Linked DNA regions of Homo sapiens: region 2 is linked to region 1. A link is a loop called in an ENCODE intact Hi-C map of the cell type or tissue named here. Cell type or tissue: PC-3. All regions are shown on one strand. Links, peaks and the distances in the headings refer to the core of each region. The heading gives the core; the rest is flanking DNA.

The links. Hi-C counts contacts between places; a loop is a spot of excess contacts. Peaks named below come from ENCODE experiments on the same cell type or tissue, not always from the same donor. Only the 100,000 strongest peaks of a DNase experiment are listed, where the experiment ranks them.
Region 2: it touches region 1 in a loop (5-fold over the local background); 1 of 110 quality-filtered maps calls a loop at or near these places.

What each region holds. Positions count from the first base shown.
Region 1 is chr2:58,336,894-58,342,281 of GRCh38, forward strand. No RefSeq gene overlaps it. Among named protein-coding and RNA genes, the nearest start is that of LINC01795, 64 kb to the left of the region's middle. In PC-3, for the core only: a CTCF peak has its summit at 4,340; DNase peaks (open chromatin) are centred at 2,848 and 3,078; H3K27ac peaks cover 1,951 bases.
Region 2 is chr2:58,434,241-58,439,628 of GRCh38, forward strand. No RefSeq gene overlaps it. Among named protein-coding and RNA genes, the nearest start is that of LINC01122, 84 kb to the right of the region's middle. In PC-3, for the core only: no CTCF peak of the experiment used is centred there; a DNase peak (open chromatin) is centred at 2,791.

The DNA.
Region 1 (5,388 bases), core at 80-5,079:
ACAAACCGAGGATTTTTCCATGGCTTCTCTGTTTAAAAACAAGCCAACAATAAAGGAATGCTGTTTTCCTTAAAGTTTGATAGATATTTTCTGAGACTGTCTCTGATCTTTGTACCATAAAAACTGTTTTTAAAACGCTCATTGTGATAATTAAAATAATACAAATAAACAGTGAATGTTTTCCTCCCCCAAGAAAGATACGTATTTATTGAGACTCATTTCTAGAATATACAAATATATGTATGTTTATGAAAAAATGACACAATACCTTATGTATGTTACGTAATTTTCTTTTTTAACTAAAATGTTTCACTTCACAATAACATAACATTTTATTGTCAATTCATACAGAATGACCTGATTCTTTTTAACAGCAACATATTCCATTATATGCATCCATACTTTCTTTAGCTACTCTCACTTTGATAGACTTTTAGGTTGTTTAAAAACATAAGCACCTACAAGAGGCAATTTTAAAATTTAGTCTAGGTTTTTATGCAGTTAAAGAAGATAATTATATACATATTTAATATTACATAATTTATTTTCTTTATTGATTAATTCACTCTGGAGCCAATGTACTGCTAGAGGAAAGCAGTATCCTATAGACAGCCTTATGGAGAAAAGGATAACATCCACTCTTATGAAAAAGGGGTATGTTTTCCAAAACAGAGGTGGAGATATATGTCAGGATTAAAATAGTCTGGCATGAGAACACACCTTCATTATTCACCAAAAATAATGAATTAGTAAAGGGATTACCTATCTTGAGTTATGTTTTAGTATTACTATTATACATGCAACATGTTTAAGTAAATTGTTTGACAATTCATGTATTTATTTGTAAACAGGTTCCTAATTACTGTGTGCATCAGGAATTATGTCAAAAATTGCTTATTTCCATTCTTCAATAAGGGAGTCAAAATAGTCATTGTGTTCAGCTGCCTCTGGGTTAGCCCTCACAACTTTACTTACTATAAACATTATGAAGACAATCACCCTTATAAAGTTGCTGAAACCAGTTCTTTTTATTCCCCAAAGAAATAGTCTACCATCATTTACTTTCTCTAACCCTGGTTTCAGAAGCTCAAAGCAGTAGCAACATCAACTGACCTAGACTTTTATTCAATTTCTCTTACCTGTCACCCCTCTGATGGTAGTGACCATGAGCACATGCATGAACCAGAAGTAAATCAATCTTCAGATGAAGGGAAAGAAACAGAAACCTAAAAATCAGTGTCTGCATGAAGAAAACATTGTCATTTAGAAAGGTGTTTGTTCATGGTGTAAAGATTTGCAGAGTTATTTTATACATCCTCGTTGTTATGTTTTCCAATAGCAATGTAATGTAATTGAATAAATACCCGAACAAATATGAATTTGCTAATTTTTGTAGTATTCCTTATCAAACAAAGTACTAAGCCCCAAGTTTTATTGAAACATTTGGTATGTTGTCCTAATTTTAAAATTTGTTTGTTCTTTGCAGGTAGAACTAGATGAAGGATACAAGTATGAATAAAATGTTAAACTACTCACAATTTCTTTGAAACAATGCAGGTGTATTGAATATTCTGCATATTCCCAGCTATGCAGCACTGCCTCCCTCAATTCATATTCCTTTTTGTGCTTCAAAGACTTGTTTAGGTCATTCTTCTAATTATGTTTATATTGTAGACTTGCTTATCCTGTGACAGCATTATGAGTGGTTATCACATTCTAAAATGCCAGATACTTCTTAATTGTAATGGTGCCTACTTTTTTATTGAAACTATTCATATTTTATTACTGTAAACAACTTTGATCATAATGATGCCATTCAAAAGAGCTGATCAAGCTGAGAAAAATGACAGTACAGTCGTAAAGTCACTCTATACGTAGCTATTAACATTTTATAGTGTATACAAGGAAAAGTGTTTTAAGTTGCAACCATAGACAAATAAGAAAATTAATTTTAAACATAATCCTATGTTTTTAAGATTGGAAATAGTCTACTTAAATAATTATTGCCAACAAATACTTTTACATTTCAACACATGACCTTCAATACAAAAAACAACATATAGTGGATTGTGCATTAGAGAAATTCAAATCATCTTACTTTGCCAGGGTAGAAAACAAGGTCTTTCATTCCTAGAAACAAATAAGAAAGAAACACATCATAACCTCACTTCAAAGCTATTCTCTGGTTACATTCCAGAAGCGACAAGGTTATAGATGAGGAGTTTTAAGAGACACATTCTTACGGCACTTCTAGGATATAACACTCTCTTCAAATGAAATCAAAGACACTTACTGGGTCCCTACTATGTATGTGATGTGTTGCAAAGTATGGCAGAGAACATGGCCTGTGACATAAGGAAGCCTATAATCGAGTTGAGGAGAGATGAGATAAACACATGAACAATTAAATACTAGAATCTCAATTCCACAAATATTTAAATAACAGTATGACAACAATAGAAGCAATACAAGGCCATGTGTATACCTAATGGCCAAGAAAACTAAAGACAAACAGCCACTGCTGGAATTCAGAGGGAGAGTTCTAGGTTGGGGTGGTGAAATAATTTTTTATAAAGGAATTCTTTAGCTGGGTCTTGAAAGACTGGTAATAATAACGTTGCATGTTTGCTTAATGTTTTGTAAGGTGTTGGAAAGTATTTGAAGCTGTAGGACAAACATGACTTATCTTTCTGTAGTATCAATTTTAGTTAGAATATTTTAAAACATATAAAAATAAACAGGGATTGACTATTACTATTATTCATTATGTAAACCATCAATAATGGTGACTAAAATTGTGAATCACTTTGGTCTTGGCAATGACTAAGTGCTACACATATATGTTATTGCTTATCATGGAATCTGTCACTTATAATGAAATTGAAACTTTTATTTTCACAGAGAAATAATGGGTCTAAGAGATTTTATAGGTTGCTGTAAAATATATTTTCTCCTTCTTGGGATATCTTTTGCTCAGGAAGCATGGCTAGTCAGGTGGTTTCACTGACATAATTGGCTTTGATTCTCATGACAATCACTGTGTAAGAAGCACAGGGTTTAAAGATGAACAAAGTAAAGCTCAATCTCTTAGTGGCTAACCAAGGTTCATTCAGATAAGAGTTGTCTAATGACTCAAAGTACAGTGCTTCTACTCTAATGGCAAATGAACTCAGGCCAAGGTAGGTGATACAGTGGATTGCAGTGGGGCTGGGGGTGAAACAGTAGGTAGAGATGACAGAGAACTGGACAATATCCTCCTAAAGGCATGTAGATTCAACAAAGAAATTTCAAGCCCTGGAGAGCAGGATGGGGTGGGGTCAAGGGGAACTTTGAGATTTATTTAAATTGTTTGTTAAAAATTTACAGATGGGAGTGGCTTCAAGATGGCTGACTGAAAGCATCCAGCACTCATCTCCTCCACAAAGAACCAAAATAGCAAGTAGATAATCATACTTCAAATACAGCGTCTAAGAGAGAACACTGAAATTCAATAGAGAAATGACAGGAAAGAACTGAGGCGTGGAAGGAGAAGGAAGTGAGCAGCCAACTCGGCCAGGATCATCTGAGAGCCCAAAGATAATCCCCAGTGTGGGGAAACAGTAAGAGAGAACCCAGAAGTCCATATTCCTATCATAGATTCCTGCAACCCAAGCCATGGGAGAGCCTCATGATCTTTGTGGGCCCTGAAATTAGCGTAAGGAGCTGCCTGGGAGCCATGAACAGCATTTCTCCAGAGAGGGAGCTCATACAGGGTTCCACACACCCCCAAAGTCTTAAGCAGCTGCAGCATGGTGTCATTTTGAGAGCCCAGCCCCCACCAGACTGCAACCTCCCATGAGACCCAATAGGCCCTGCATCTCCATATCCCTGGAGCCCCACTGATATTCCCTCTTGTCTTCCTGGAAGGCTATAGTGGCACAATGCTAGTTGCATCCAGCAGAGCAGCAGGATCCCCAGCTAGCACAAACAACGTTGTGCACCCCATTGAAGGGATGGTGCCATGCACTGAGAGGCTGTCTCTGGGACAAAGGGAGCCAAAGCATGTGTTCTTCAGAGACTTAAACCTGCCTGCCTGAGTCCACTGCCACTGATAGCAATCTTCTTCCACCAGCAGCAGGGCTGCTGCATTCTTGCACACTCCCTGAGAACAGAATCTCCTTGCTCACAACAACCACCACTGCTGTTACTAGGGACAGAAGCACATGCTGCTAGTAGTGACACCCTTGTCCCACCACCAGCAGCAGGGCCTTGCATATTTGCACATGCCAAAGGGCTGGCTATCCCATCCTCTGCCACCAGTGTTGCCATCACCCAAGCACTCTGCTGGGGACCTGGGATCACTCTGGCCTGCCTACAACAGCCTGCACCTGTGCACACCACCAGGGGGCCTGAAGACAACCCCAGCTGGCCATATACCATCCGATCCTAGTGCCCAAGCTTGCTACCTGGGAGCCTGGGGATCACTGCAACCCACCGACCACCACTGATATCTGAGCACTCCTCCCAGAGGCCCAAGGATAGTCCCAACCAGCCTGCCACTATGATAGCCAGCACCCAACTACATGCACGACCTGGGAACATGGGAACTGGTTGCCTTGCCCATTGCAGCCAATGCTAAAACCAGCATGTGCTGCTTGGGAGCCCAAGGTTTGTCCCATCACTACTACTACTATCATCCATGCCACACTCGCTGCCCAGGGGCTCAAGGACCCCTCCATCCACTTGACCCACTGTTGTCCACTGTCAGCACCCAAGCAAGCTGCTTGGAAGCCCAAGAATTGGCCTGCTAGAAACTGCTTACAACAGCGCCTATGTATACTGCCTGCAAACCCAAAAACAGGCACAGTTGGCCTGCTGCTTCCACCACTGGGGCCTGACATTCACATTCCTAGAAAATCCTCACCACAGCCTCCACTAATAACCACACCCTAAGCCACTGAGGAAGTCACAGACAGCACTGAAGCTATTTACAGTGAAAAAATAACATGGAGACTATACTACTGCATGCACCCAGAATCAAAGCTAAAGTACCCTACCAAACTAACACCATGGATAGAACTTCAACAAAAAGTCTCCCCCAGTGAGAGCCAATCCAACAAGTTGGAAGAAGCAACTGTTATACCACATACACAGATATAAACATCAGGACACAAGAAAATGAAAAAGCAATCAAATATGAAACCTCGAAGGGATCATAATAATTCTCCAGCAACAGATTTCAATGAAAAAGAAATTTATGAGATCCTAGAAAATGAATTCAAAATAATGATCCCAATTAAAGAAGCTCAGTGAGATACAAGAGAAAATAGTTAAGCAATACAAAGAAATCAGGAAAGCAATTCAGGATATGAATGAAAAATTCACCAAAGAGACAGATACTGTAAAAAA
Region 2 (5,388 bases), core at 138-5,137, 97 kb after region 1:
TTCTGACCATTCTTCCATAGTCACGTTTCCCTCTAACTACAGTTGAGAAAGGTTTCCTGCTTTTAAGCAACCACGTGATTTGATTAGGCACACCCGGATAGTCCAAGATAGTCTCCCTCTCTCATAGTCTTTAACCTTAATCACATTTGCGGAATCCATTTTGCCATAGAAAGTTTCATATTCACAGGTTCCAAGGATTAGGATGTGAACACTTTTGTTGCCCTATTATTCTGCCTAATCTTTAATTCTGCTTTCTTCTTAACCATGTTAGAATTTAATTCTGCTTTCTTCTTAACTGTGGCCTATGTTAGGCCACTCTAGAAGCAGTGGCCAAGGCAAGGATCCCAGTGCCTTTGAAGTTTAAAAATACAAGTTTCTTTGGGAGTAACACCAAAAAATGCTGATAAGGGAGTAGAGAGAAGAGACAGGAAATTAAAGAAATACAAGATAAGGTGTATTAACAAGCAAGTTACCACTGGGATATTCTGAGAGTTAGTGTAAGACTAAGAGTTATTCTAATGGAGGAGTGAGGAGTTTGTGGCATTTGTCCTCCAAATCTCTATCTTTATTGGTTTGAGCTGCTTCTAAGGGTATTATCTCTCTGGCATTGCTGGCTTGTCGTACATGTGGGCCAAGCATATTCCCCCAGCCAGGCTGAATACCTCAAGCAAAGATTATAGGTGTTCACAGCAAGCAGCTTTCAGTGTGAAGAAATGAGTGCTTGGAGTTTATGTGTGGGGCACCCATGGCTCTGCTACCCCACCCCCCAGATTTAGTTATTCACTAAGTCTTATGTTTTGTTATTCCTACATTAATTTCTTTGCACTTCCCTCTTTCTAGTACTACAATTGAGATCAGCCTTTCTGCATCAGTCTACTAATCTGTTCTATTCCACTCTAATTTGTGCTATATATGGCTCAAAATTTGTCTTCCTGAAAAATATGGCTTTTCGAGTATTACTTAGACAAGCAAGCAAAGAAAAGTCTCCACTGATTTCTCATTAGCTGTAGGAAAATGTGAAAAGAGAAGTCTTCAGCCTAGCGAGCCCTCAGGTAATTCCATTCTAGCCACATGATACCTTATCTTTGTCAATTCTTATGCTTATACTGTCCTATATATATCAACTTTACCCTGTCCCTGGAGACCGGAAGTATTAATCCAATTTGCCTAACTATGCTTTTGTTTTGTTCATAGTCCTTAAGTCTTCAGATCTAAGCCTGGCTGATATGGAACTTTTCACCTGGCCCAGGTGAGACATTCTTGTCTCATTACTCATTACTTGTCTTATCACTATTTTTGAGCCCATCTTATGATTTCCTTTCCTCTTGCTCTTGATCATAGAGTTTCTTTTTCTAGGCTAATGATCTAATACCTGCCATCCTTGAAGGTTCGGATAAAACCTTTCCCTTCTTTATTTAGCCTTCCATTAGCCCATCCCAGCTGGAAGTGAGGTATCTCTCTTCTCTGAAAGCTTTAAAACTACTATTTTAGCTTTTATTATTTTGTGTTCATAATTTTAGCTATTTTTTCATAGAATGTAAGTTTAATCACTTCAGACAGGTTCTAAGGTCTTTGAAGATAACAGAATATCATACTCTCTTACCTCTCAAATCCTAGAATATTTTGATTGTAGTATGTACTCTTTAGCTATTTGTTGATACATTTGTCAGACACAAGTAATCTGTTTTGGAAAAGTGTGCACAGTATATTTCAAAGTGAAAACTAATAAAGAAAAAATAATCAGTATTTCAGTGATGTGCTACTGTTGCGCTACAAAGCAATTCATTACTTGAGTTAAATGATAAAAAATCTAATTCTCTTTTTTCTTACTTCAGCAAAGCAATTTTTTTAAAGTTAAAGAAACCAACACATTTAAAACTAAGATATCTTAAAAGTATGAACAAGTTTGGATGTTTCTCCTCTATTCTTAACCTAGACCTAAGAGATGTGGTGAGGATGACAAAGTCCTGTTCCATTTTGAAAACTGCTGAAACACCCTTAAAAAGTGTTTGTACTTTTTTATTTAAAATTTTCAAATTTCCAAAACTAATTTAAAAAGAATCTAGGATACGACTTTACTTGCAAAGCATATATATCCAGTGGCTTCTTGGATGCTGGTGTTTCCATTTTTCATTGGGGGAAAAAATAAATGCTCCATTTTCATTTTGATCTCCTTTGTCAAGTGTGAGGCCTGCAAAAGGTTGGGAAGCATGGCTAATTATTTGTTATGGTATCAGCATAGCTTTTCTTTTGTGCATAATTTTACACCTCAGAGTCTGTGCTTTGGGGTGCTTTTTCAGTGTTGGAAATAGAACTTCACAGTGCCTTTAATCAGGCTCTTTGGACCAACAGGCATTGTAGTACTGCCAGCAGAATAGGACAAAGTTACCTGCCAAGGGGAGCATCCTTTGTTATCTCCGACCTCATTAATACCAATCAATTGAGTTAACAATCAACACATACTGCTTGGATTACTCAACCCTGGGAGTTTAAAAATACTCATGCCTGAGCCCCACCTGCAGACATTCTAAGGTCTGGTCTGTGTTCTGGGCATCTGAATTTTGAAATTAGCCCTAGGTGATTCTAAAGAGCAGCCAAAACTAAAAACCACAGGTCTGATCCCTACTGTCCCCCGAAGCCTGATAGAATATGGATATCATGGATTATAGAGCTTATAGATAATATAGAAATCATCTACTCTCCTCTCTGATCTGAAACAATTTATGAGCTGAGCAAGCAGATCTGGCAGTATTAAGAGAAGTGACTCATACAACAGGAGTCACGGCTAAACTTCAGGTCTCCTAACTTACGGGCCATAGTCCTTCCCTACTTAAAGTATGGTCATGGGACCAGCAGTGTCACTTGGGAACTTATTAGAAATGCAGAACTTTAAGCCCTACCGCTGATCCCCTGAATCAGAATCTGTTTTCAATGAATTCCCCAGGAGACTCGAATTCACATACTTTTGAGAAGTGTTCATCTTTACCATTGCTTAACTGTTGTCTCTTATAGGTTAGAATCTCATTTATCTCTGTATCCTCAACATCTAGCACAATGTCTGGGACATGTGCATTTTAAATGCATTTTTGCTACAAAAGATGTTAGACATGTACTTTAAAACATTTATTCTTTGAATAGATGAACTTTATTATACTTTCCATATACTGTTCCATGTTTCATCTTTATGAGCCTTTATTGTGTACTTTAAGTATACTTATTTTGTACTAGGCATTGTAACTACGAAGGTAAATGAGATATTTTCTAGGAGGTCACTATCTAGTTGGAGAAGAGGGATCGTAAACAGATATAATACATGGAGTTAGAAACACAATGGAAACAGTGTGGCATAAGAGCCCACAATGGAAACAGTGTGGCATAAGAGCCCACAATGTTTGCCATGGGAATGTGAAGAAAGAACACTGGGTTTGGGTCTTCGGGTGGTCTTGGGGTTTGAAGGGCAAAGCTGACTTCAGATAGCTATTAGGAGCCAGCCAGATGATGGAGATGAGGGATGCAGGTAGCACTGCTCAAAGGGTGGTTTAAGAAGAGACAGCAGCCTAGGCAAAGACTCAGAGATACCTTGTGCATCAAAATAGAAGGAAAACTACACTTAAGAGTGGCTACTCTTGAGAATCCAGTAGAAGGATGACTAGAGGTGGGGTGTAGGGAAGAGAAGAGGGTTCCTGTGTTTCTTATCCACCTGGATTTAGATGTAAAGGAAAATATTTAGAAAACCAAGGAACAGCCCAAAATTTTACAACTCGGAAATATCAATATTAATTGCATGTGAACTGAGAAATGCCTTACAGTCCAGATTTTTTTTTTTTTTTTTTTTTTTTTGAGATGGGGTCTTACTCTGTCACCCAGGCTGGAGTGCAGTGGCATGATCTTGGCTCACCGCAACCTCCGCCTCCTGGATTCAAGCAATTCTCCTGCCTCAGCCTCCCGAGTAGCTGGGATTACAGGCATGTGACACCAAGCCCGGCTAATTTTGTATTTTTTTTAGTAGAGATGGGGTTTCTCCATGTTGGTCAGGCTGGTCTTGAACTCCTAATCTCAGGTGATCTGCCCGCCTCAGCCTCCCAAAGTGCTGGGATTACAGGCAAGAGCCACCGCGCCCGGCCTACAATGACAGGATTTGGAGATCTTGTCATTGTGCTTTCCTGGTCTAAATCCTCAGAACTGCCTAGCATTCACAATCAACAATAAGCAAAGAGCAGTCCACTTCAATCCAGACAGAATCATATAATTCCATTACCTTCAAAGTACCTTTCCTTTTCAAATGAGACTGTGAGTTTAAAGAAGCATTGTCGAGTAGGGTAACTACTAGCCACATGTAGCTGTTGAGCTTTTGAAATGTGGTTAGTCTAAATTGAATGGTGCTGTAAGTGTAAAATGCATACCAGATTTGGAAGACTTACCAAAATAATGTAAGATATCTCAATTTTTTATATCAATGACATACTGAATTGGTAATATTTTGGATACATTGGGGTAAAAATATATTAAAATCTATTTTACCTGTTTCTTTTCACTTTTTTAATGTGAAAATTAAAATTATGTATGTGGCTCACATTATATTTCTGTGAAAAGAGTTGGCCTAGATTATTTAAACCTGAAGATGCCACCGAATAATGACCTTTCTCTTCTTACCCTGGAAACTCACTCCCATCTTCTACCCTGGTAACTGACTCCATATGGGGCTCCAGAAGCCTTGGAAGTGGTTTTAGCTTTTAAGTTGTAGAGGTAAAGTTTTTTAATAATTGTGTCAAGTTGGGATAAAGTAAAATGAATAACAGGTAAAATTTTGCCTTTATCAAGTATTTAAAATTTTTTATTTTAGTATATCTCTTAAACATCCCTGCAGTTATTTTTATTTAATGGTTATGCAAGTTTATGACTTGTCCAACTCTTTCCCTCTGAAGCCTGAATAAAATGCCATTGTCAAATACACCCTTTCTAATCTGTGTTATTTGACATACAGTAGGTAGGACAGAGCTTTAGGTTCTATTTTCACTTCAGTGCAGATGTGAAAGTTCCAGTTAATGAGAGCGTAGTGTAAGTGTTTGTGTTTCAGGAAGAAAAGGCTCCCTGAATCTGCCTTAAAGCTTTAGATATTCTGTACAGGGAATAAAGTGATAGGCTCAAATTAACTGTGGCCAGACAGATCCACATGATATGAATATAAATGTTTAAGTTTTGTTCGAATTAAGGTTCTTGGTATCAAGGAAAGTGCTTTCTCACTAGGCAAGTCAGAATCACTGTATCTTACTCCTCTGCTGGGACATATAGTATGGGTTTTTCATTGAACTCAACTATGAGATTTTATTCAAGTCCCTTATTTGGATACATTTAAAGGTAGCTTCAGTAGTCTAAAATTTTCAGTCC